Linked DNA regions of Mus musculus: all the other regions are linked to region 1. A link is a loop called in an ENCODE intact Hi-C map of the cell type or tissue named here. Cell type or tissue: heart. All regions are shown on one strand.

Region 1 (8,000 bases):
TTCTTGGGAACGCTCTGGGCCTTGGCCTACAGTGGCTACCACTGTGGTCACCTTCCCGCTGTCACCTAAGGAACAAAGGGAATACAATCCACTGATCTTTCCTCTCTAGCCACCACAGCCCAGGGAGGGAAAGCTGCTCAGTTCACTGTAGGGACAGGACAGTGATTATTCTGTGGTAGAATAACTGTCTGGCACACATAAGGCCAATACCTTGGGTTCAATGCCTAAGAATGGGGAGAAGTTATGTCCTAGCGCTTCCTCCAGGAAACCTTGAATTCTGTCTTCCATATAGCAGTACACCAACATTCAAGCTTACTTTCCACTGGTGGATAAAGCACCTACAAATTTCTACTTCTAGCAAGTAGCAGTGAAATCACTTGGTGGGGGCCACCAACACCTCAGGTGTAGAATCCAGCCACACCAGGCTACCCAGCCTTTCTTCCCTTTTGCAGGGCAGGTACAAGGTACCACCTTCCACACAAAGGAGCAGAAACTACGGGGGTGTTCCTTCCTCAAAAAAAAACACTGTCAATCCTCACAGCCAGAGCACTGACTTCTAAATCCTTCCTGGCAGAGGTCCTAAGTAACAGAAACAAGCTGGTCTGAAGAGCCATTGCCCTGGCCCTCACTTGGGGATAAGGACTGGAGGGTTGGGGGTCTGTTACTCTTACCAACTACTCTACATTGTTATGGGCACTGGTCTGGCCTCTGTGTGCTCCAGAGTAGTACCTAGCCTGAGAATGGAGCTGCTCAACTCCACAACTGCTGAAGGCATATCCCAGCCTGATGCCTTTGAAGGAAAGCTTTGGTTTCCAATTCCCTGTCTCTGAGTAGCAGCAAGCCTAGTTGCCACTCTTAGGGACCCACTCCCTTTAGGAAACTTACCAACAAAGGCAATTTGCAAGGGGGACAGTGAGGGATATTTTGAAAAATACTACCACATGGCTATTTATTTTTTCAGAGCCAGTACCAGCCACTTCAAAACCATATTTTATAAGAGGTGTGACCTGTGCCCCCCCACTCCATTTTTGCTAAAGAACCCTGCTCCCTCACCTTGTTTTAAAAGAAAACTGACAATGAGCTTTCTTAGAAGCCTGTGTTTATTCCCAAGCTATTCTTATCTATAAACAATAGTGATTATTTACTGCCATCATCGAGGACTGACTACAAGTCTAAACGTTTTCAGTGGGTTAGGTGATAATGTCAGGCCGTATGGTTTAAACCTGGCCCTTTTCTGTGGAAACATTAATAATTCTGAATCGGTGTTTCTAAAGGATATCCTATCCAAATCACCAATTTTGATGGGAAGGAAACGAATAGCCCCCTTTTCATACAGGATAGTGACAGAAATCATATTCTTGTCTCTTAGGGGACAACAATCCTAGATCAAATTGGCAAGTAACTATGACCTCTGATCCTAGTCTCCTGTGGATGGCAACGTCGTCAAGTACTCGAGACCTTGATAACTGGAAGAATAGGACCTGTGACCTCTGTTTCTTGGGTGTTGGTAATTCTGAATCTAAACTCCAAGTGATGGTAAACCCTCAAACTCCTTTATCTCGGAGACAGAAAGCTCCGATCCTGGCTTAAAGCAGCACGGTGACCTCGAGCTTCTCTCTGGGTACATGAAAGAATCTGGTTGCCGTTTGATGCGCTTGGGAAACCCAGATCACCACCCCACAGGGCGCCCCTAAGTACTCACGGCCCAGCTTCACTCCCGGCGGCGGGAAGCTAGTGCCCGCGCCGGGGCCACCGCTGCCTCCTCCGCCGCTGCCGCTGGGGCCACCCCCGGAGCTCGAGGCTCCCACGCCCCCACCCATAGCCCCGACTGACGCTTTCCCGCCGCCAGTGCCTCCTGGGCCAGAGGCCGAGCCCCCGGGGCCGCCGCCACCACCTCCGCCTCCGCCTCCTGGCTCCGCGAACGAGCTGGTCCGCGCCCGGCCCGAGCCCCCAGGGCCGCCTCCCGAAGGCCCGCCGCCGCTCATGGCGCCGAGCGCAGGCCCAGGCCGCGGGGCTCGGGCTGCCTGGGCTGCCCCCGCCGCTGCCTCTGCCGCCGCCTCCCCTGGGCTCCGGCCTCTTCCAGGCCGCGCCGTTCGGGCTCCGGCTCCGGCCCAGCGCCCGCCGCGGGGCACGCCGGGAGATGAAGTCCCTCTGCCGTCGGCTTCGTTGTCACCACCCTCGACCCGCACAGCACTCTGGGAAATGGAGTTCTCAAACCCTCAGAGTAGCTGACTGCTGGGGGCGGGGTGTGACGGCTCGCGCTGCACACCGGGAAATAGAGTCCTGGCTAATGTCACCCGACTCTGCCAAAAGCTAACTTGGAAGCACTTTGAAAAACACAGTCAGAGCCACACACTCACTACACAGAGGAAAAAGCAAGTCCCTTAGAGTATCTCAGAAACGAAATCTTAGCCACTCCAATACTGAGCAGCATCCAAGAATGATGCACGCCGGGAAATGGAGTCCAGCCACCCACCCAATCTGTGGGCCATCGGTGACTTCCTGCACCGCGTGCATTCTGGGAAATCGAGTCCGCACCCGTGAATACTTAGTACTCTGGCTGTGAAGCACACTGGGAAATGGAGTCATCACCACGCCCTCACCGCATTGCAGGTGTAGAATGGTTGATAAAGCACTATAGGAAATGAAGTCTCAGATGCTCCTCAAACCTTAAGTAGATACTGTAACTGGAAGGAACTGATAGGAAGTAGAATAGGCATCGCGCTCTCTCAGGCCAGCTAGCAGCGTCGCAGTTCCTTCCGGGAAATGTAGTCGACACCAAGAGTTATGCGCGTCGCTTCAATGAGCCTGGTGTCTTCTGGGAAATGAAGTTCAATATTGCCTCACCATTGACGAGGCTGATGAGAGCTACCAGCAACCAGAAGCATGCTGGGAATAATCCACAGTAGACTCTGACTCTTCGTGAAGCTAGGCTCTGGGGCTTCGTGGGAGCTGTAGTCCAAAGGGAGTACTGTGGCTGAGAGTGTAGGTGAAAGGTTAAGGACAATTGTTCCCAAGGGAGACTATAATGTGTTACAATGTCTTCTCTGATCCCTAGGTCTAAGACCTAAACCGATAAGTGAGTGCTAGAAAAAGTAGTCCCAAGCAACCACATATAGAGAAGAGAATAACGTCTCCTTACATTCTCAACGGATTTAGTACAGTAAACAGTCCCGACTATGCCTCAGAACATTTGTTTTCCGATAGTCTACCTTTTTCCCTAGCAATATGGTTAGGACCAAGAAGATGAGCTGCAGGATTTAAAAAAAGAGAGAATTTCTGTCCTGAACCCCCAATTTTTTGCGTCTATCCTCTTCCTAGATTACAGGATTCTAGATAATCTGAATGAAGGGAGCCGACTACACGAAGGAGTTTCAGCTTTCTTGAGTATGTCGAGTCTCCTGTTAATCAATTAATACCCGGGAAAAGTCGCACCAAAGTAGGAAACTGGGGGCTGGGGGGGGGGCGCAGAGACAGAGGTCAAAATGCTGTCAGCTCTCGTGCCTCAGAAACGGAGTCTGTGCTCTACTTTACTCGCAGCCTGTGTTCGTCCTAATTGTTGGGGCTTTTCTGAAGCCTACAGTACTGTCTGCTCAGTCATTTCCCTATTGCAATTCTCAGTGGACACGGAATGGAGACAGAAGGTACTGCTAGCGCTTCTAAAGACTACGTTATCCAGAAGGCAACGCACGGGTACTTCCGCCCTCTTCGCAAAGCCTGCAGACGCTTCACGCTCGACTGTAGAGGGAGTTTCTGGAGTAACACAGTCGCATGGTGGCTGCCGCCCTCTGACGGCTGCTCCCAGTTGAAAAGTGAAGTCAAGCCCCTAGGTATAGGATCAAAGAATCTCACTAGGCTATGTAGCAGGATAGAACACATTATTTAACCGCCAGAACTCGTGGAACCTGCCCAGGGGACCGTTCTTGGCATTGAGATCTGTGCGGCACTGGAGAGCAAATTCAAAGATCTGTAAGATGTTTCCAAGTGTCTAAGCAGGTTCTAAAGATGTTTGGAGGAGTTGATGGGGGTCCATGAAGAGATTAAAGACTTTGATATAAGCAATGTAAAACAATTGTTTGGGGAATTATAGAGAACTCTCAAGGGAAACTTATGAAAGGTGTGAGGGAAAACCTCTGGGCTGCCATGAATGAGGAATGGCTAAGAAACACAAGGAAGAGACGTTGGCCTCGAGAGCCATGGAGATACTTTGGAGGAGGGCTATTACAAATGGGATTTTAATTGGAATGAATTCATTTGTAAAAGTCGTGAAAGGTGTATGGAGGACTTTCTGGTTGGAAGCAAAGATCTCAGGGACAAATGTCTTGTTTTTGTTTCTTTCGAGACAGGGTCGCATGTAGCCCGGGGTGCCCTCAAATTCACTATGAAGCTGAAGACATCTTCCTGCCTGTACTGTGCTTGGGTTACAGACTAGTGTTGCCAAGACAGTTTTCTGGTGATGAGAATTGTGTGTGCTAAGCAAGCACTCTACAAACTGAGCTACATCCCTAGCCCTCTGTTCTCTTTTGAAATAGGGTCTTAGGGGCTAGAGAGATGGCTCAGTGGTTAAGAGCACCTTCTGCTCTTCCAGAGGTCCTGAGTTCAATTCCCAGCATCCACATGGTAGCTCACTACCATCTGTAATGAGATCTTATTTCCTCTTCTGGTGAGTCTGAAGACTGCTATGGTGTACATAAAATAAATATTCTTAAACCACATCAACAATAAAAAAGAAATAAGGTCTTAGTGCACACCTTTAGTTCTAATACTTAGGAGGTAGAGGCAGGCAGATCTCTGAGTTCAAAGCTAGGTTGGTCTATAGAGTCCCAAGGCTACATAGAGAAACCCTGTCCTAAATGACCAAAATGGAAGAGCAGCAGCGAGGAGGAGGAGGGAGAGGAGGAAGAAATGGGGTCTTGTTCCTTGTAACAAGGCTAGACTCAAACTAGCAGCAATCCAACTAAGACTTCCCAGTACTGAGGGCAAAGACACGTGCCACCACACTAAGTTCAGGGCATCTTTTTGCAGGAAATGTTCCAGACCTCTAAATGGATTCCGGTGGGCGATTAGAGACTGGAGGAGCTGCTGTTCTTAAGGCCAAAAATCACCTGTGACGTCCCACACAACCGGAATCTGGGACAACAAGTTTGATTAGATCATGGCCTGTCCTCTGGAGGGGATCTGAAGCTGAACTCTTAGGAGCCATGTGATTAGAAGTGCTTTGAAGGCCCAGCAATGGCTGTGCATGCCTTTGATCCCAGCAGGCAGGGGCAGGCAAATCTCTGTGAGTTGGAGGCCCGCCTGATCTCCTTGTGTGAATTCCATGATGGCCAGGGCTACACGGAGGTACCCTGCCTTAAAAAAAAAAAAAAAGACGATTCTGAGTGTTGCTGCTGAGACCACTAGCCAGTCCTGCTTCTTTCTTGCAATGACAACATCCGCCTTTCTGCATCACCCCACTAGCAACTCAGCTGCATCTATGTTGCCAGGAGATATGTCTCATCCCAACTTCCAGAAATAACCCAGTGGTTCCCACCCCAGGGAATGGCTTACATCACCCAGGAGAGGGAGCAGTTGCCCACAAGCTGCCACAAGAGCCTGTTTCCTGCCAGTCTTCCCGGTCCTGGTCAGCATCAGGCTGGAGAGCCCACTCACTCCAGGGCTGACTGACACATGCTGAAGTAGAAGTGCAGAGATGGGTAGCCAGTTCAAGGTTCCTTCTCCCTCAGGGCTGCACAAGGTGGAGTTTTATAGTGAAGCCAGTCCAACAGGCCCAGAGTTCTCAATTCCCACTCTTATCTCTTAGCAACCTATGGCCTTGAGGGAGCCCCTTTCCCCTTTCAGGGCCTAGGGCATCACACCTGCACTGCCCAGGTGGGGCCGGCATCCTAAAGCACCCAGAGCCCGGCCTCTTCCTGATTGTTTTATCTCCTCAAAGACTCAGCACTGAAAGCTCCTGGTTTCTTAGCTCTATAGGCTCCTCATCAACCAAATTCTAAGACCCCAGATCCCTCGATCTGGACTCCAACTGGCTTTCCACTGGAGAATCCAGCTGTTGTTAAGACATTAGATTAAGCGCTACTTTGTCGAATAGCTCAATTCTAGGTCTACAGGCAAGTTTAATGAAGCCCTTTGTTGCTGAATGCTTAAAGAACTAAAATGTGCTGCGGTGGGGCCTGAGCTGGGATGTGTGTGTGTCTGTGTTCGAGAGTGCACAGGGTTTTTAATCCCAGGAGGCAGAGGCAGGTGGATCTGAGTTGGAGGCCAGCCTGCTCAACAGAAGTTCCAGGACAGCCAGGGCTACACAGAGAAACCATCCCAGAAAAAAAAATATTAAAAAAAAAAAAAAAAAGGAAAGGAGAAACTGAAATGCTTAAACACTTGGCACACAGCAGGTCAGGTCAGTCAACAAATCCCTCTTAAAATCTGCTTGGGGGTGGGGGGTGCGTGCAGGAGGTGAGCTGGTGGGACAAGGATGACCGATTACTTTCCAAGGTTTCTTTAAGATTTGGTTTTATAAGCAGAGCAGTGGTGGCGCACGCCTTTAATCCCAGCACTCAGGAGGCAGAGGCAGGCAGATCTCTGAGTTCGAGGTCAGCCTGGTCTACAAAGTGAGCTCCAGGCCAGCCAGGGATATACAGAGAAACCGGGTCTCGAAAAACCAAAAAAAAAAAAAAAAATAGTTTTATTTATTCGGGCTGGCAAGACGGCTTGGTGGTTAAGAGAGCTTGCTGCTCTTGCAGATGACCTAGGGTCGGTCCCTAGCACCCACACGGCAGTTCACAACTATCTTTCTGTCCTTCCGGAGCATCTGACGCCCCTTTCTCACCATCTCGGATGCAGGTGCACGGACATGCATATAGACCAAACATTCATATGCATCTGTGTAAATTTCTTAAAAAGATCTTTATTAATGCATATATCTGAGTGACTCTATGCCAATTCTGAGTGGTTGCCAGAAGCTGCCTCCCCTGGAACTGAAGCTGTGAGCTGTCACGAGCCACCCCACATGAGGTACTCTGCAACAGACGGAGGTTCTCCGAAGAGCAGAAGCACCCTTGAACACAGAGCCGAGCGTCTCTCCAGCCCAAGGGCTGCACTTCAGGACACTACAGGCCTCCCGGTCAAAGGATCCCAAGCAGAAGGCTAACATCGCACACCTCCCTTTCACATGGTCCTGGCCTTAACTTTGAACTTCCTACCTCAAGTGCTGGTGGGATTACAGGTGTGGACCACTAAAGCCTCCTCCGAGTACATTGGAGTAAGATGGGGAGGATTCAAAATACGGGACCCTTCCTTCCCTGGGGAACCGATGGGGGTGTGGCTTAGCAGTCAGAGCTGGAGGGCAAAAGCAATTCAGGTAGGAGAACCAGGAACAGCAGGGCCTTGTTAAGGGTCCTAGAGGCAGATGGGATGATAAGGAACCAGTCAAGGAAAGACAAGACTACGGAAAGCCAGAAACCTTAATCATCAGCTCTGAGGCTTGTGACATCTCAAAGTAGGCCAATAACTCCCCAGGCCTAGTTGACCTGTTCAGGTGGAGTCAGGCCTTCTGGCCACAGATGGGAAGCAGGTGTCTAGACCTGTCCAGAATTAAGCCAAGTCTCTGTTGATACTGTGGCTGCGCCCAGCACCTAGGATAAATTACCACATGCAAAGGTCCAAAGTTTTATTGTTTTGAATACATTCTCCAGCAGCCCCCTCACGTCCCACCCCACCCTCCATTCCCAATACAGAATAAGGCTTGACCGCAGCCCTCCAGGCCACCCCTGGGGCCCCAGCTAGGAGGCAGAGAGGGGCTTCCAGTTTGGTTTTGAGAGACAACCCCCCCTTCCTGTCCCCTGACCCACCTGCCCATGGGCCAGACCTAGGAGCAGCAGGGGGTGGGCGTGAAGGGACTGGACCAGTACTGGGTGGTGTAGGGAACAGGCACTTGTAGAGATTTGTGGCCCACAGGCGGCACCCCTCACCTTCCTCTGCCTCCCACCCCACCACCCCCCACA
Region 2 (8,000 bases), 93 kb after region 1:
TCCACGAACACCTGGGAGTCCTGGGACCTGACGCCTGCTCCGGTATGGACCCTCCTCTGCTCTGGCTGCGGTCCTGCCCACTCACGACCCCCAACACCCTGACACCCCCAGACTGGATAAGTGCATCTGGACACCTGCTTCTCCCTGTCTCTGTGCTCATTCTGAGATTCTTCTTCTTGCCCACACTCCCATCTTTCCTTCTCTTGTCCTTCTCTCTCCCCACTTGTCCCTTCTTCTTGTCCCTTCTTCTCTTTCCTTCCCTCCCCTTCTCCAGACTCCCTCCCTCCCTCCCTCCCTCCCTCCCTCCCTCCCTCCCTCCCTTCCATTTTTTTTATCAGACAGGGTCTCAAGACAGCCCAGGGTGGCTTTGAGCTCCTGATTTCCCTGCTTCTTCTGTGCTGTCTTGTAGACATGTCCTACCATACCCAGTTTGTATGTCTCCTCTTTTCTTTGACTGATAGCTTGGCCTCCATCCCTCCGGTTGTTTCTCTTGTTCCCTTCCATTTCTGTCTTCCTGTCCCTCACTCTCTCACTGTGTTTCTCTGTGTCACTGTCTCTGTTTTTATTCTCATGTCTCACGTCTGTCCGTCTGTCCATCCTTCCTTCCTTCCTTCCTTCCTTCCTTCCTTCCTTCCTTTTTTCTTTTATTTTGAGTTAGGACTTAGGCTAATATGGATCTTAGTCTATAGCCTAGGCTGGCTTGAACTCATGGCAGTCTTCCTGCCTCCCAAGTGTTGAGATTAGAATGGCACATACCACCAGACCTGGCTTTCTGTCTGTTTGTTCTTTATTTCCTCCTTTTTTTTTTTTTTTTTTGTCTGCTTGAAGCAGGGTCTCACATAGCTTAATCTGATCTCAAGTTCACTACATGGCCCAGGCTGGCCTTGAACTCCTGATCCTCCTGCCTCTGTCTCTTCTTCTCAAGTCCTGGAACTCCAGGTCCACACGTCCCCAGGCTTGTCTTCTATTCCCTCTCTGCATATCTGCTTTTCTGACTTTGTATCTCTCTGCTCTGGTCCTTTCCAGTGTGTCACTATCTTTCTCCTTGTCTCTTCCCCACAGGCTGCCCGTCATTCTCATGTGGCCGTGGCCTGGGCTGGCTTGCTGGTGCTGATGGGTGGTGAGCTGGCCAATGGCTTGCTAACCAATGATGTGTGGGCCTTTAGCCCCCTGGGTGGAGGCCACTGGGAGCTCCTGGCACCACCTGCTTCCAGTTCTTCTGGGCCCCCGGGGCTGGCAGGCCATGCAGCTGCTCTGGTGGATGACATCTGGCTTTATGTGTCCGGTGGCCGCACTCAGCATGACCTCTTTTCTTCTGGCCTCTTCCGGTTCCGCCTGGACCACACCAGCAGGGGCTATTGGGAGCAGGTGATCCCGGCAGGTGGGCGGCCCCCTGCTGCCACTGGGCACTCTATGGTGTTCCATGCCCCATCTCGTACTCTGCTGGTCCATGGTGGACACCGGCCTTCCACTGCCCGGTGAGTAACACGTCCTGTACTCCTGTTCCTTGGCCACAGCAGCCCTAGAAGTCTTTGCTCATTGACAGACTCCTGGTTTCAGGTGGTTACCTCTGCCATGGACCATTTGTTTATCTAAGTCTTCACTTTGTCTAATATTTATCTATTCCCTCACCCGAGGAGCCTAGCGCTCTCTGATCCCTTACTGGGGCTCTGACTAGTCACTTCCCCCACACTTCCACCGTCCTCCAGCTCTTGCCAGATTATGCAAGATGCCAGACCCTGCTCAGACCTGGTTCCTGCCCACAGTGAATGTCTAGTCAGGATGGGATATAGACATGGTCATGGCCGGTCTCAATCCTGGGTGAAGCTAGGGGAGAGAAGGAAGGCCCTCCTCGCCCTGGGCCCCTGGCCTGTCTCTTCCCTGTAGGTTTTCTGTGCGGGTGAATTCCACTGAGCTCTTCCACGTGGAACGGCGTGTGTGGACCACGCTGAAGGGCCGGGATGGGCTCCAGGGTCCACGGGAGAGAGCCTTCCACACTGCCAGTGTTCTAGGAAACTACATGGTGGTCTATGGTGAGGTGATTTCCCTAGATCCTGTCTGAATTCCAGGGGCCTGAGCCCACCCTGAGCTGAAACTGAGCCTGGACAACCCTACCTCCCCCAAGGCTTGCCTGAGCCCACCCAGAGATGAGACTCAGCCTGGGTCTCCTCCCTCTCCTGAGGCTTGCCAGCGGTGCCCTTTCCTCTTTTCCCAGGGGGCAATGTGCATACGCATTACCAGGAGGAAAAGTGTTACGAAGATGGCATCTTCTTCTACCACCTTGGCTGCCACCAGTGGGTGTCAGGGGCTGAGCTTGCCCCGCCAGGAACCCCTGAGGGTGAGTCTCCTCTGTTTTCCTGAGGGCTTTTGAAGATCTCTGAGTTTTAGCAGGAGATGCCTCAGTCATTACCTTGGTGGGCCAGGCATCCTGTTGGAATGACCTCTGGAGACAAGCCTCGGTGAGGACAAGGTGGGGGACCAGCAAGCAGATGTAGGGCACTGAACATGGGTTTTACTTTTTATTTTTAAATGCACATGTGTGTGAATGTGTGTGTGCGTGTGTGCATGTGTGCAGCGTGCACATGTGGGAGCCAGAGGACAACCTCAGGTATTAGCCTCAGGAATACTGTCCACCCTCTCTGAGTCAGGGCCTCTCACCAGCTAGGCTAGTCTGGCTGGCCAGTGAACCCAACGCTTCCCCTGGCCCCACGTCTCCAGTGCTGGGATTGCCTGGCATTCCTCTGACAGTGCTAGGTATGGAACTCCAGCCCTAATGCTGTGAGGTAAGCACTTTATCAACAGAGCCACCTTTGCAGCCCCAGAACCTTGGTTCTGTTGGAAGCTTGCCAGTTTGCAGCTGCCCTAAGAAGCAGTGACTTCATGGCATAGTGACAAGAGGTAGAACCAAGGGCTGGAGAGATGGCTCTGTGGTTAAGAGCACGGGCTGCTCTTCCAGAGGTCCTGAGTTCAATTCCCAGCAACCACCTGGTGGCTCACAACCATCTGAAATGGAGAGTCTCCTCCTTTGGCCTCTGCATGCGTACACGTGGCTGTATACAGCATATACCATACACCACACACATACAATAGTAAAGTAAATGAGAAAAGACTGCAATTTTTTTGACAGGCATGGTATACACACTATGTTCCCAAGACTATAAGCAGAAGCAGGATATAGAGTCTGCATCTAGACAGGACTATATGCAATGACTCTGTCTCAAAGCCCAACAAAAGGGCAGGAGCATGGCTTAGTGGTCAAGCCCTTGCTTATAATCTACCAGAGAGGGGCTGGGGGCGTGGCTCACTGGTGGCACTTGCCTGGCATGTGTAAGGCCTTGGACTAGATCTTTAGCATTGCAAAAATACATGCGTACATACACATGTACAAATTTCCAATTTCTTGGGCTAAGACCCATGTGCTTACAAAGTATAGGGGTCAGTAGGAAGTCAGAGAAGCCATGATTCACTTTTTATAACCAGAAAGGGGGGTTTCTTGGTTTGCTTTTAGTGAAAGTACCAGGCTGGGTTGGATCTAAGTACTTGGTATGGACAGCCTTGGCTACTTCTTTCCCCAGTTCCCATCTGGGCCCCTCCTACTTGTTTGTCACTTTCTGTTTGTCTTATTTTGTGTGTGCCTGTGCATGTAGGCCCAAGCCAGAGTGTGTGTGCCTGTGCACATGGGCCCAAGCCAGAGTGTGTGTGTCTGTGCACATGGGTACAAGCCAGAGTATGTGTGTCTGTGCACATGGGTACAAGCCAGAGTATGTGTGTCTGTGCACATGGGTACAAGCCAGAGTATGTGTGTCTGTGCACATGGGTACAAGCCAGAGTGTGTGTGTGCCTGTGCTCATGGGCCAAAGCCAGTGTGTGTGCTGTCTGTGCACATGGGTACAAGCCAGAGTATGTGTGCCTGTGCACATGGGTACAAGCCAGAGTATGTGTGTCTGTGCACATGGGTACAAGCCAGAGTGTGTGTGTGCCTGTGCACATGGGCCCAAGCCAGAGTGTGTGTGTGTGCCTGTGCACATGGGTACAAGCCAGAGTGTGTGTGTGCCTGTGCACATGGGCCCAAGCCAGAGTGTGTGTGTGCCTGTGCACAGGGGCCCAAGCCAGAGTGTGTGTGCCTGTGCACATGGACCCAAGCCAGAGAGTGTGTGTCTGTGCACATGGGCCCAAGCCAGAGTGTGTGTGCCTGTGCACATGGACCCAAGCCAGAGAGTGTGTGCCTGTGCACATGGGCCCAAGCCAGAGTGTGTGTGTGCCTGTGCACATGGACCCAAGCCAGAGAGTGTGTGTCTGTGCACATGGACCCAAGCCAGAGAGTGTGTGTCTGTGCACATGGGTACAAGCCAGAGAGTGTGGAGAGCCCAACAACCTGCAGGAGTCAGTTCTCTCCTTCTACCATGTGGATTCCAGGGATTGACCTTGGGCTGTCAGACTTGGTGGCAGGTGCTTTTGTATGACGGACCAGCTCGCTGGCCTATTGCTTACCTTTTATAGATGTCACCAACTACTGTTGAATCGTATCTACTCACTTCACATTCTCAGAGGGCCTGAATTTGAGACCAGCCTGTGGTTATAGATTGAGGTCCTCTCTCTCGCTCCTTTCCCCTCTCCTTAGCCCCCTTCCTCCCTCCCCTCCCACCTCTCTCTGGGATGGTTCAGTTTAAAGCAAAGAAACCAAGACTTGGCAAAGTTGAGTCTCCTGCCCAAAACCATACAGCAGCTCATAACTGATATATGATTTGAATCTGTGTCTGTCACAAAGATCATTTTGAGCAGGGGCACTGGGCCTCTGAGAGAATTGAGAAAATAACGCAAGCGCAGAGCCAGGCAGGCCAGTAGGATTTCCTTGGCTAGGTAGGAGCTAAAGCAGCAATAAGCCGGCTAGACTGGGGCAAGGGCAGGAGCCAGGAGGGCAGGAGCTGGGGAATGTCTGATGCTGTGACTGTCTTCTAGGTCGAGCGGCGCCTCCTAGTGGCCGTTACTCACATGTGGCAGCTGTTCTTGGTGGCAGTGTCCTGCTGGTGGCTGGGGGATATAGTGGCCGGCCTCGTGGGGACTTGATGGCCTACAAGGTGCCCCCCTTCGTGTTTCAGGCACCTGCCCTAGATGTGAGCATTGGGGTGATGGGGAGGGAGTGACTGTGGGTGGAGGCAGCAGTCTCTGCAAATGAGGGGTGCTTGGAGAGAAGTGGGCAGAGTACGAGGTTCTCCAGGCCTGAGGGAGGAGTGGGGTGGGGTTAACTGGAGCAGTCATGGGGAGCCAGCCTTGGCAGATACTCCAGGTCTTGAGAGCAGTGTCCTCTCCTGTGTTCCGTGTCTCTGCAGTACCACCTGGACTATTGTTCCATGTACACAGACCACAGTGTCTGCTCCCGAGACCCGGAATGCAGCTGGTGTCAGGGCGCTTGCCAAGCTGCGCCCCCTCCTGGGACTCCCTCAGGAGCTGTGAGTGGCTACCCCAGGCCATTCATCCATCCACTAGCACAGAGACCTGCCTTTAACTCCCCCTGCCTAAGTGGTCAGCTACCCAAGATCCTCATTCCTGCCTCCTGACTGTCCCCAACCCAGAGCCTGTACCTCTCCTAGCACCCGAGTTTAGGACCCTGTCCCTGCATCCCCGAACCCTTGTTCTTGAGTTCCTGTAGACCAACCCTGCTGTTTCCTGATGGCCACTAGGCTGCCTCTCCCCAGACCGTGTAGCCACAGCTCTTGTTGGATCTCCTGAGGCTCAGAGGACAGTGTATATTGTCTCTTCCTTACAGTGTCCAGCGGCCAGCTGCCTGGGCCTAGGCCGCCTGCTAAGTGACTGCCAAGCATGCCTGGCCTTCAGCAGCCCCACAGCTCCTCCCCGGGGACCTGGCGCCCTAGGTTGGTGTGTGCACAATGAGAGCTGCCTTCCTCGGCCTGGTGAGTGTCGAGCAGCCATGGGGGAGGGGCTCAGAATACCTCATACTGACCCTCCAGTCTCCCATACCCCTGTCCTCTCAGAGCAGGCCCGCTGCCGAGGGGAGCAGATCTCAGGCACCGTGGGCTGGTGGGGGCCAGCACCCGTCTTCGTCACTTCCCTGGAGGCTTGTGTCACCCAGAGCTTCCTCCCTGGCCTGCACCTGCTCACCTTCCAGCAGCCACCCAACGCCTCTCAGCCTGACAAGGTGGGGGCCAGATGGACCTGGGGATGGAGTGGACACTTAGAGACCTAGGGTTGCTTCTTTTCAAATGAGTCTTTCTTGGGGACAGTACTGGGATGGAACCCGGGGCTTTTGTGCATGTTTGTTCTCCCTGCCCCGAAGCCGAGCCGCACCCTAGCCCTCACTGGGAGTCTTCAGGCACGCTCAACTGCTGAGTTTTCTAACAGGGTTCTTTTACTTACTTTGAGACAGAGGTCTCCTAAGGTTGCCCATGCTTGTCTAGAACCCAGTCTATTCGAAACAGACCTCACAGTTATCTTTCTCCCTGGCCTCCCCGTGTAGGCAAAATGGTAATCCCATGCCATGAGGCCCTACAAAAGAATTTTTTTAAAATCTTGGTGAAATAACACATAAAATCAAAAGGTTGTAGAACAAGCTGGGCATAGTGGCACACACCTTTAATCACAACCCTTGGCAGTCAGAGGCAGGTGGATCTCTGTGAGTTTGAGGCCAGCCTGGTCTACACAGTGGGTTCCAAGACACCCAGAGCTATATAGACAAACCTTTTCTCAAAACAAAACAAAGTAGGACAATATTTTTGCCATTTCTAAATCAAGTCTAGATTTATTTACCAATTGCCCCCATCTTCCTCTTCCCTGAACTTGGCCACGGATTTTGCAGCTGTGGGCATTTGATGGCGTCAGGACATCTGCCTACGATGTCCAGCTTCTTTGACTTAGTACAGTGTCTTCAGGGCTTCTTCGTGCTGTGCATTTGGAAATAGACTTCAAGCTGGATGTGGTAGAACACCTCTGTGATCCCAGCGCTCGGGACGCTAGGGCAGGAGAGGAGACTCTTGAAATCCAAGTTACCCTGTACCAGAGTGAGACTCCGTCTCAGAAACAAAACAAAAAGTCCAAAGAGCTTCATTGCACCACGGTGGAGAAGGCATGGCGGCTGGAGTGTAAGGCAGCCAGGAAGCAGAGAGGTGAATCCTGGTGCTCAGCTTGCTTTCCTGGCTTTATGCTGGTACCACTCACATTTCCACCTCGGCTCACTCAGTCGAGTGATTCCCTCACATACCTGCTCATACGTATCTTGTCAGGTGGACAGTCAAGTTCATGGGCACAGTAAACTTGGCAACCCTCCTGCCTCCTCCTCCCCCTGGCCCCTTCAGTACTGGTATTGACGGCATGTGTACCATGCCTAGTCTACTCTTTCTCCATATATCCAAGCATGCTTCTGGGTGACAGAATGTAGGAAGCGCTTTTGCTGGTATTGTTTTTGAGACTGGTGCTGATAGCCTAGGCTCAAGTGATCCTCTCTTGTCTGCCTCCTGGGTAACTGATACTGTGCCCCTCTTGTCTCTCTGAAACAAATTTTCTCAGAGTCGAGGCAGGCCTCGAACTTGCTATGCAGCCGAGACTGGCCCTAAATTCCTGATGTGCCTCTTTTCTTTTCTTTTCTTTTCTTTTCTTTTCTTTTCTTTTCTTTTCTTTCCTTTCCTTTCCTTTCCTTTCCTTTCCTTTCCTTTCCTTTCCTTTCCTTTCCTTTCCTTTCCTTTCCTTTTCCTTCCTTCCTTCCTTCCTTCCTTCCTTCCTTTCTTTCTTTCTTTCTTTCTTTCTTTCTTTCTTTCTTTCTTTCTTTCTTTCTTTCTTTCTTTCTTTCTTTTTCGAGACAGGGTTTCTCTGTGTAGCCCTGGCTGTCCTGGAACTCACTCTGTAGACCAGGCTGGCCTCGAACTCAGAAATCCACCTGCCTCTGCCTCCCAAGTGCTGGGATTAAAGGCGTGTGCCACCACGCCCGGCTGACGTGTCTTTTTCTATCTCCTGAGTTACAAGCCTCTGCGCCTGTACCATCCTGCCCT
Region 3 (8,000 bases), 260 kb before region 1:
AACACACTCTTTAAACCCTAGTACATATATATTAATTTCCTCCACCCCCGCCCCACGCTCTCCTATGCCTGAAAAGTGTGTATGTCCTAGTGACCACTACCTGCAGAAGCCAAGTTCTGACCTGCTTCAGTCTATTTCTTTGCCACAGCCTATCTTTGTTTGGTCCTTAAGCTTGCTGGGCTATGAAAGACTTATTTTAAGTCTCCTCGGAAACTTTTGGATTCCCCTCATTGGGTCTTCCCTGACACCTTTCTTTCCAGTGGTCCTGGTGACAGTCTGGGGCCACCGGACTTACAGATCTCAGCCTTCCCCTCTGAGAATCATCAGGGCCAAGACTTGGGAAGGAACACGGATCTAGGCCTGCATGAGGTCGCCACCTGGTGTGCAGTGTGGGTATCTGCAGCTGATGCGTTCCGTGGGGGGGGGGGGGGGGGGTTGAGTGGAATTGGATTAAGTCATTTACAAGAGACAGAGGTGCCAGGGCTTTGGGGTCTCTCTGGGTTTGGGAAGCTGAGACTGGAGGGGAGCACCTGGTGGGTCTAAGCCCTTAAAGACCAAGTTAAGTGACTCTAGTGGACAGCTCGGTGGGGGCCGTCTTGGGTCCCAACTATTCGGAAGTTTGCATTCCGTGAGACCACGATCAGAAAGGCCCGAGGAGCCATTTGGGCAGGAGATTTCTTACCAAAGAGTACAAGCTTAGACTGCAACGTGCGCAGATAGAGAATGTAACAGGCGCCAAAGAAGACAGCCAGAGCCACCAGCAGCATGGGAGATGTCACCCTGGAAGAGTGTGGGAGACAGGAGTTAGGTATCCGAGGCTGCGTCAGCCAGGCCCCTCTAGCTTTGGACACAGACTGAGGTTACGTCCTTCTAGGCCAGCGAAGGCCACATCCTGGTCAGGTGAATGCAGGAGTACAGACTGACCGGGTCCTGTAGTGACAAAGTGGGCTAACTGGTCTGGGCGGGGCCTGGCAGCCGGGGGCGGGGTCTGACTATCGAGGGCGGGGCCGCAGAGGCACTCACACGCAGTACAGGATGAGGCCGAGAAACACGAACACGTAGTTGCTTTGATAATACTCCACGTTGCGTACCAGGCGCTGGCAAAGCTCTCCCACATTGCGGGGTCGCGAGAAACGTTGCTGGTCCACGAAGGTGCCCCAGGGCCGGATGGTCGCCCGGCGCCGCTCCAGCCACTCTCGGCCTGCGCCGGATGGAATCAGCTTGGGCAGCAGGGTCCTAATGGGCAGGGCAGAGCAGAGCAGCTGAAGGGAGGGAGAGGGTAGAATCTGGACCCCAGATTCTAGCACACCTGGTCCCAAGCATGACCTTGAACCCCTAGGAGGAAGGGTCCTGAGAGGGAGCCAACAGGACTGAGTCCCTCCCAGGACCTCTGAGGAGATGAGGGACTCCTGCATCTCGGATCTGGGGGTAACACCCTGCTTGCTCACGTGGCGCTCAGCCCTTCCCCTTCGGCATCCTTCTGCTGGTCCTTCTGGGCCGCCATGTCTGCACTGCAGTGGATAGAACCGCTGTAAATAGCCCGGAGCCCAGCAGCACCTAGGCGGCCCCACCCCAGCCGGGACTCTTTGGAAGTGGCGTCGTTGGGAGCTCTAGAGGGCGGTAGTTGTTCCTCCAAGCATTGTGGGTGTTGTAGTCATCGTGGCGTCAAGAGGCAGGTTTGCCTCGCAAGACATCTTGGGAGATGTATGCTAAGAGCTCGTCGGGAGCCTCTAGGCATTGTGGGAATTGTAGTTTCAGGAGGCTCAGCGTGGACTACAGCAGGTGGACTGTCAGGACAGAGGATTTTGTGGGAGTTCGAATGGCAGAAACGTACTTCCGTGGACCGTGCAGAGCTGTCGTTCTGGCTCGAGAGAGCTTAATAAAACATTGTTCGAAAACTCAGATATTCTGATTCTAACTGGGCAAGTCTGGGAAAGAGTTCATTTACTTTTTCTTTCCTAAAAGTATTTACTTTGAAAGTGAGACAGGAGAGATGGCTTACTTGTTTCTCTTTCAAAGGATCATAGCTTGGTTCCCAGCATCCACACCCAGTGCTTCACAACTGCCCGAAACTCCAGCTCTAGCCAATCAGACATACTCATGTGCACATACCCACACTCAGATACACATGATTTAAAAATAAATGTTTGCATTTTAAAAGAAAAGATTTACTTTTATATGTTTATGCGTGTGTGCCACCAGAAGAGGGTTTTAGAGCTCCTGGAACTGGAGTTACAGGCAATTATGAGCTGTCTAGAAATCATGGGTGCTGGGAACGGAACTCCTCCGGGTTGGGATTTCAGTATGGGCCACTCAGCAGGAAATTGTGTCTGGGTTTCCCACTTGGGGTCCAGCATTGCTTCAGATCAGTGGAGGACTGCAAATGTACAGTTAGCCTAAAGACTAAAGAGGGACACCACAAGGCCAGAGTACTGGAAAAGACAGAGAACCTTGGAAACCAGTTTGGCGGCAAAAGTCAGCTGGGTTTGACTGCTATGGGAACCAATTCAGTTTCTTTAAGAGGACTAAGCAAATTCTTTCTATTTCATGACCCTCAAGTCTCTGCTGCCCTGGTGGGAGTCGGGGCTTCGGGAGAAGGCAGTGGAGAAGGCAGTGGGATCCAGAGGCAACACTGTTGCAGAAAGTGGCAAACTAATTCAAAGAATGTAAGAAATTTGAATACTGGGATTTTTAGGATAGGTGTCTGGAAGCTGGGAAAGGAGTCCTTTGGGACAGTGGAAGCGAGGACCCTGAGGTAGAGATGTGATGAGGCAGGGGGTACTTTCAGGTTCCTGAGGGAGGAGGCTCACGTTAGATGGGTTTTGAGTCAGTAGGTAGTAGGAGACATCCGAGAAGGCTGTGGGAGATGGGACTTGGCTCTGAGCTCTTTCCTGTGCTTCCCAGAGCAAGTGGCACTGGGAAAAAGCCAGAAGATATTAACAGGAACTCGAGACCTTGATCATAATGCCGGCTGCATGACTTCAAGGGGCCTCCCCCACTTCTGTCCTGTGCTGAGTCCCTCTGTCAAAGCGGATGCTCCTTCCTGGTGCTAGGTGATTGAAGCAGAGTATGTGGGTGTCCCAGGAGAGGTCTTGGCCCATGCAACTCCTCCCTCCCAGGATCGTCTTGTCCTGAGATCACCAGAGGTCACAGTACAAAGAGCCCCAAGTGCTCCAACCCTGAATGGCTGATCCTCCCCTCTCTGCCTCCCACCTGGTGGGATTACAGGTGGTCACCGCTAGAAAATGGCCAGCTTTATTATTTTTTCTTTCTCTACCATGGCTCTGTAGGCAAGGATAGTATGATCTTGAACTTCTGATTTTTGTTCCTAGTCCAAGAATTCTGTAGGATCACAGATGTGGCCAGGGGTTGGTGGCACATGTCTTTAATCCCAGTACTCAGGAGGCAGAAGCAGTTGGATCTCTGTGAGTTCACGACCAGTGTGGTCTACAAAGTGAGCTTCAGGACAGCTAAGGCTACACAGTGAAACCTTGTCTTAAAAAGAAACAAACAAACAAACAATAACAACGAAAGGATCACAGGCATCTTGTCACCTTATTTATGCAGGGCTCAGAACAAACCCAGAGCTTTTGTAGGCAAGTAGTCTGCACCAGAGCCACACCCCCAAGCATTTGATTATTTTAAAAGCTTTATATTATTTATCATGGTTTTGAGAAAAGGGGGACTTGCAGGCATGCAGGCATGCACACATGCACACACAGAGGCACAGGGTGTGTGGTGTTAGGGTCTTACTATGTAGCCCCAAGCTGGCCTCCAAACTCCTATCCTTCAGCCACCACCTCTGGGAAACTGGGCTTAAAGGCATATGCACCACACAGCAGCAGTGTGGTGGTTTGAATGCATATGCTTGGCCCAGAGGGTGGCACTATTAGGAGGTGTGGCCTTGTTGGAGGAAGTGTATAGTGTGGGGGTGGGCAATGGGAGATAATCTCTCCCGGATGCAGTCAGATCAAGATGCAAACACAACCCTCAGCTCCTTCCCTAGCACCGTGTCTGCCTGCATGCTGCCATGTTCCCTGCCGTGATGATACTGGACTGAATCTCAAAACCTGTAAGCCAACTCCAATTAGATGTTGTCCTTATAAGAGTTGCCTCGGTCATGGTGTCACTTCACAGCAATGGAAACTCTAACTATAACAATCAGTTTGGCTCTGGTGTGTTGGCATGGGACACACTCACTCATAGACGCCCACAGCATCTTTGCCACAGACCTAGATCCCTGCGCTGGGAGGCTGACCGGCCCAGTGCCCTCCTTCAACCGGCATGCTGGGAGGCTCAACTCCAGGGAAGGGGTTTAACTGTCCAATGGTTAAATTAAAAGGATTGCTGCTGCCACCTAGTGGCAGTGAAGTGGAATAGATGGGGCTTTTCCTCCACCGTTGGATACAAAATGCCCAATGTATGCTTTGAAATTAGGTTCTGGGTTTCTATTAAAATTAAACAGCCAAAGAATGCCAGTGGTGGTATATGCCTGTAAACCTAACACTTGAGAAGGAGATATATGAAGATCACTGAAAATATGAGGCCTGCATGGTCTACATTGCAAGACCCTACTTAAAAAAATTAAATTAAAAAAAAAAATCAACCCTGAAAACCATGCCATGGAGATAGTGGTGCAGTCCTTTAATCCACGCACTCTGGAGGCAGAGGCAGGCAGATCTCTGAGTTCAAGGTCAGCCTGGTCTACAGAGTGAGTTCCAAGACAGCCAGGGCTACGCAGAGAAAACTTATCTTTAAAAACAAACAAAACAACACCGAGGGCCAGGTGGTGGTGGCACACTCCTTTAATCCCAGCTCAGGAGGCAGAGGCGGTCATATCTCTGTAAATTTAAGGACAGCTAGGGAGATGGCTCAGCAGTTAAGAATGCTGACTGCTGGGCTGGAGAGATGGCTCAGCGGTTAAGAGCGCCGACTGCTCTTCCAAAGGTCATGAGTTCAAATCCCAGCAACCACATGGTGGCTCATAACCATCTGTAATGAAATCTGATGCCCTCTTCTGGTGTGTCTGAAGACAGCTACAGTGTACTTACATATAATACATAAATAAATATTAAAAAAAAAAAAAAAAGAATGCTGACTGCTCTTCCAGAGGTCCTGAGTTCAAGTCCCAGCAACCACAAGGTGGCAATGGGATCCATCTGTAATGGGATCTGATGCCCTCTTCTGGTGTATCTGAAGACATCTACAATGTACTTAATAAATAAAACAAACAAATACATCTTTAAGAAAGAGGAAAAAAAAAAGTCTTTAAGGACAGCCAGTGTTATCCAGAGAAACCCTGTTTCAGAAAGTCAAAAAACAAACAAAAGAACAACAAACCCCCAACACCCCTCCAAAACAACCCAAAAGCAGGTTTGGTATCTTATGCTTAGGAAGCTGAGACAGGAGGATTGCCATGAACTTGAGGCCAGTAAGAATTATATATGAACACCCTGCCTCAAATAAACAAAAGAGAATAAATCATAAAAAGATGACTGGCTATTTCTTCCTATAAGCAGCAGCCCCAACACGGACACAATTCAAACGTGGATCATCAGAAGACCCAATTCAAAACAAAACAAAACAAAATGTGGTTAGAGTCGGAACAGAGATAATGCACATGGCATTGTGGAGATTCCCATCTAACACAGAGTCCTAAGCATGAAAGCATATGCTTTAAAGTTCATTTGTATGAAGTTCAAGAGCAGGTACACCTGCCTAGAATCCCCCAGTGAGGGGCGTGGCTCAGTGGTAGAGCCCCTGCCTAGAATCCCCCAGTGAGGGGCGTGGCTCAGTGGTAGAGCCCCTGCCTAGAATCCCCCAGTGAGGGGCGTGGCTCAGTGGTAGAGCCCCTGCCTAGAATCCCCCAGTGAGGGACTGGGGGCGTGGCTCAGTGGTAGAGCCCCTGCCTAGAATCCCCCAGTGAGGGGCTGGGGGTGTGGCTCAGTGGTAGAGCCCCTGCCTAGAATCCCCCAGTGAGGGGCTGGGGTGTGGCTCAGTGGTAGAGCCCCTGCCTAGAATCCCCCAGGGAGGGGCTGGGGGCGTGGCTCAGTGGTAGAGCCCCTGCCTAGAATCCCCCAGGGAGGGGCTGGGGCATGGTTCAGTGGTAGTGCTCCTACCTAGAATCCATTAAAAAAGAGGTAGGGGTGTGGTTCGGAGTATCTGTAGTCACCTTCTTCACTTCTCCAGTTTTGGTATTACTGATGTACACTGGAACACACACTTTAATTTTTTTTCTTTTAAATTTTAAATTAAAAAAATATATGTTTTGAGACATGGTCTCACTATGAGGTCTCATAGATGACCTAAAACCTGTTATGAATACTAGGCTGGCTGCAAACTCATAGATTCACCTGTCTGCTAGAATTAAAGGATGGACCTTTAACCATGCCTGGCTTAATTTTATTTCATGTGCATGTGTATTTTGTTTGCATGTATTTCTGTGCTCTGCTTGCATGCCTGCTGCCTGCAGCAGCCAGAGAAGGGCATCAGCTCCCCTGGAACTGGAGTCACAGATCATTGTAAGCCACCACGTGGGTGCTGGGAACTGAACCTGGGGCCTGGGCAAGAGCACTGAGCCATTTCTCCATCCCCAAAGTTTATTGTTCTTCTCGTGCACTTGATGGTGTGAAGGCATGAGGGTTGACCTCAGTGACAGAGATGAGCACAGTGAATCAGAGCTGGGATGGTCTCAGTGCAGAGTCCAGATTTGTCACCTTCCCCATAGCTCTGGCCATCAACGAGTTACTTCCCTCCCTGCCCCTCACACTGATGAGTGTTAGGACTATGCTTAGGAGTGCTTCAGTTCTCAACACCACCATCAGGCTGTGGACTCCCTCAGGGCCCCTTTCCACAAGACAAGAACATTCTACCATCCAGTCCTTGCCTCCTCTTTCCCTGTCCATAATCTAACAGGGTTGAGAAGTCTAACTCCTTAGAACCCAAAACCCATGACTCTGTACCTCCTAAGATTTTGTGGCATCACAACTAGCTAAACTGGGCTCATGTGAGTCACCCAACATCAGGCACTGGCAGAGGGCACCCCATCTACCCACAGCGCTGGCTGGCAAGCATAACACACACACATCTTTTCTCTCCCCACTGATATATTTGATAATTGTTCAGAATTAGAACCGGAGATGGCATACGCCAGGAGACGGGGCCCAGGGGAGTAAAAAAGAGCCCAGGGAGGAAATGAGAGGCAGAGTTGCAAGGGAGAGAGGGGGAGAGACACAGAAGAGAGAGGGAGAAGAGAGGCAGGGGCTGTGGGGGGAGAGAAGCCAGCCAGAGGAAGAAGTGAGGGAACGTGGGAGGTAATCGAGGTGTGGGAGAGGAGGCTGGGCCACAAGGAGAGAGGGGGGCCATGGGGAGAGAAGGCCCCTCCCCCCAGAGTACAAAATGGGGGGACCGGAGAGGGCTGTCCTGGGCTTGGGGTAGGGAAGACACGGGCGACGTGGTGGTGGCTGAGGTCAATAGTAGGTCTCTTTCTCCACCCAACCTGGAATGACAGAAGAGAGTCAAAGTGAGAGGAAGGCAGACACGAGAGCCATATGAGCAAGAGACAGGGACACAGAAAGAAACATTGACACAAACACAAGGTGTGGTGGCAGGCCTGTCATCCCAGCACTGAGAAACTCAGGGACATGAGCTCAAGGGCAGCCTGAGCTACATAAGGAGAACCTATTTTCAGACACACAGTCGCACTTGGAAAGAGAGTGAAAGGCAAGGCGGGGAGAGAGGGAAGAGAAAGAAGAACGGACACATCTGAGAGGCACAGGGAGTGCTCACCCTCTGCTTCCCCTCCCAGCCTTTACCCCTGGCCATGCGGCCCTCACCCCCGGGGTTCCTGCGCAGGATGAGTTTGCGAATCTCATCATAGACGAAGATGAGGAAACTGTAGGGGAAGGCACAGAACCACCAGCTGGGCCTGCAGAGGCAAAAGAGGAAGAGGGGACATGAGGAACAAATACTGACTGTCTGCAGGTAGACCAGATGGCCAG

What was found. Hi-C counts contacts between places; a loop is a spot of excess contacts. Peaks named below come from ENCODE experiments on the same cell type or tissue, not always from the same donor. Only the 100,000 strongest peaks of a DNase experiment are listed, where the experiment ranks them.
Region 2: it touches region 1 in a loop (4-fold over the local background); 4 of 42 quality-filtered maps call a loop at or near these places.
Region 3: a loop joins it to region 1, with 4 times the contacts of the local background. A loop is called at or near these places in 2 of 42 quality-filtered maps.

What each region holds. Positions count from the first base shown.
Region 1 is chr7:25,235,676-25,243,675 of GRCm38, forward strand. It overlaps Gsk3a (glycogen synthase kinase 3 alpha), which reads right to left and starts at 2,176. Exons shown (of 11, transcript NM_001031667.1): 1 at 1,703-2,176; 2 at 1-65. The coding sequence starts at 1,985. Erf (Ets2 repressor factor) reads right to left here. Exons shown (of 4, transcript NM_010155.3): 4 at 6,885-8,000. In heart, CTCF peaks have their summits at 3,733 and 5,561; DNase peaks (open chromatin) are centred at 2,126, 2,686, 2,806, 3,726 and 3 weaker places; H3K4me3 peaks cover 4,274 bases; H3K27ac peaks cover 4,169 bases.
Region 2 is chr7:25,328,799-25,336,798 of GRCm38, forward strand. Megf8 (multiple EGF-like-domains 8) reads left to right here. Exons shown (of 41, transcript NM_001160400.1): 5 at 1-42; 6 at 1,063-1,478; 7 at 1,888-2,033; 8 at 2,216-2,338; 9 at 4,960-5,114; 10 at 5,331-5,450; 11 at 5,768-5,912; 12 at 5,994-6,157. Among named protein-coding and RNA genes, the nearest start is that of Megf8, 16 kb to the left of the region's middle. In heart, a CTCF peak has its summit at 4,987 (motif pointing left); a DNase peak (open chromatin) is centred at 4,983.
Region 3 is chr7:24,971,079-24,979,078 of GRCm38, forward strand. It overlaps Rabac1 (Rab acceptor 1 (prenylated)), which reads right to left and starts at 1,650. Exons shown (of 5, transcript NM_010261.2): 1 at 1,449-1,650; 2 at 1,024-1,236; 3 at 683-780. The coding sequence starts at 1,504. Atp1a3 (ATPase, Na+/K+ transporting, alpha 3 polypeptide) reads right to left here. Exons shown (of 23, transcript NM_001290469.1): 22 at 7,836-7,927; 23 at 7,089-7,498. The coding sequence ends at 7,470. In heart, CTCF peaks have their summits at 358 (motif pointing left), 558, 1,602 (motif pointing right) and 4,366 (motif pointing left); DNase peaks (open chromatin) are centred at 363, 983, 1,633, 4,254 and 1 weaker place; H3K4me3 peaks cover 2,029 bases; H3K27ac peaks cover 1,287 bases.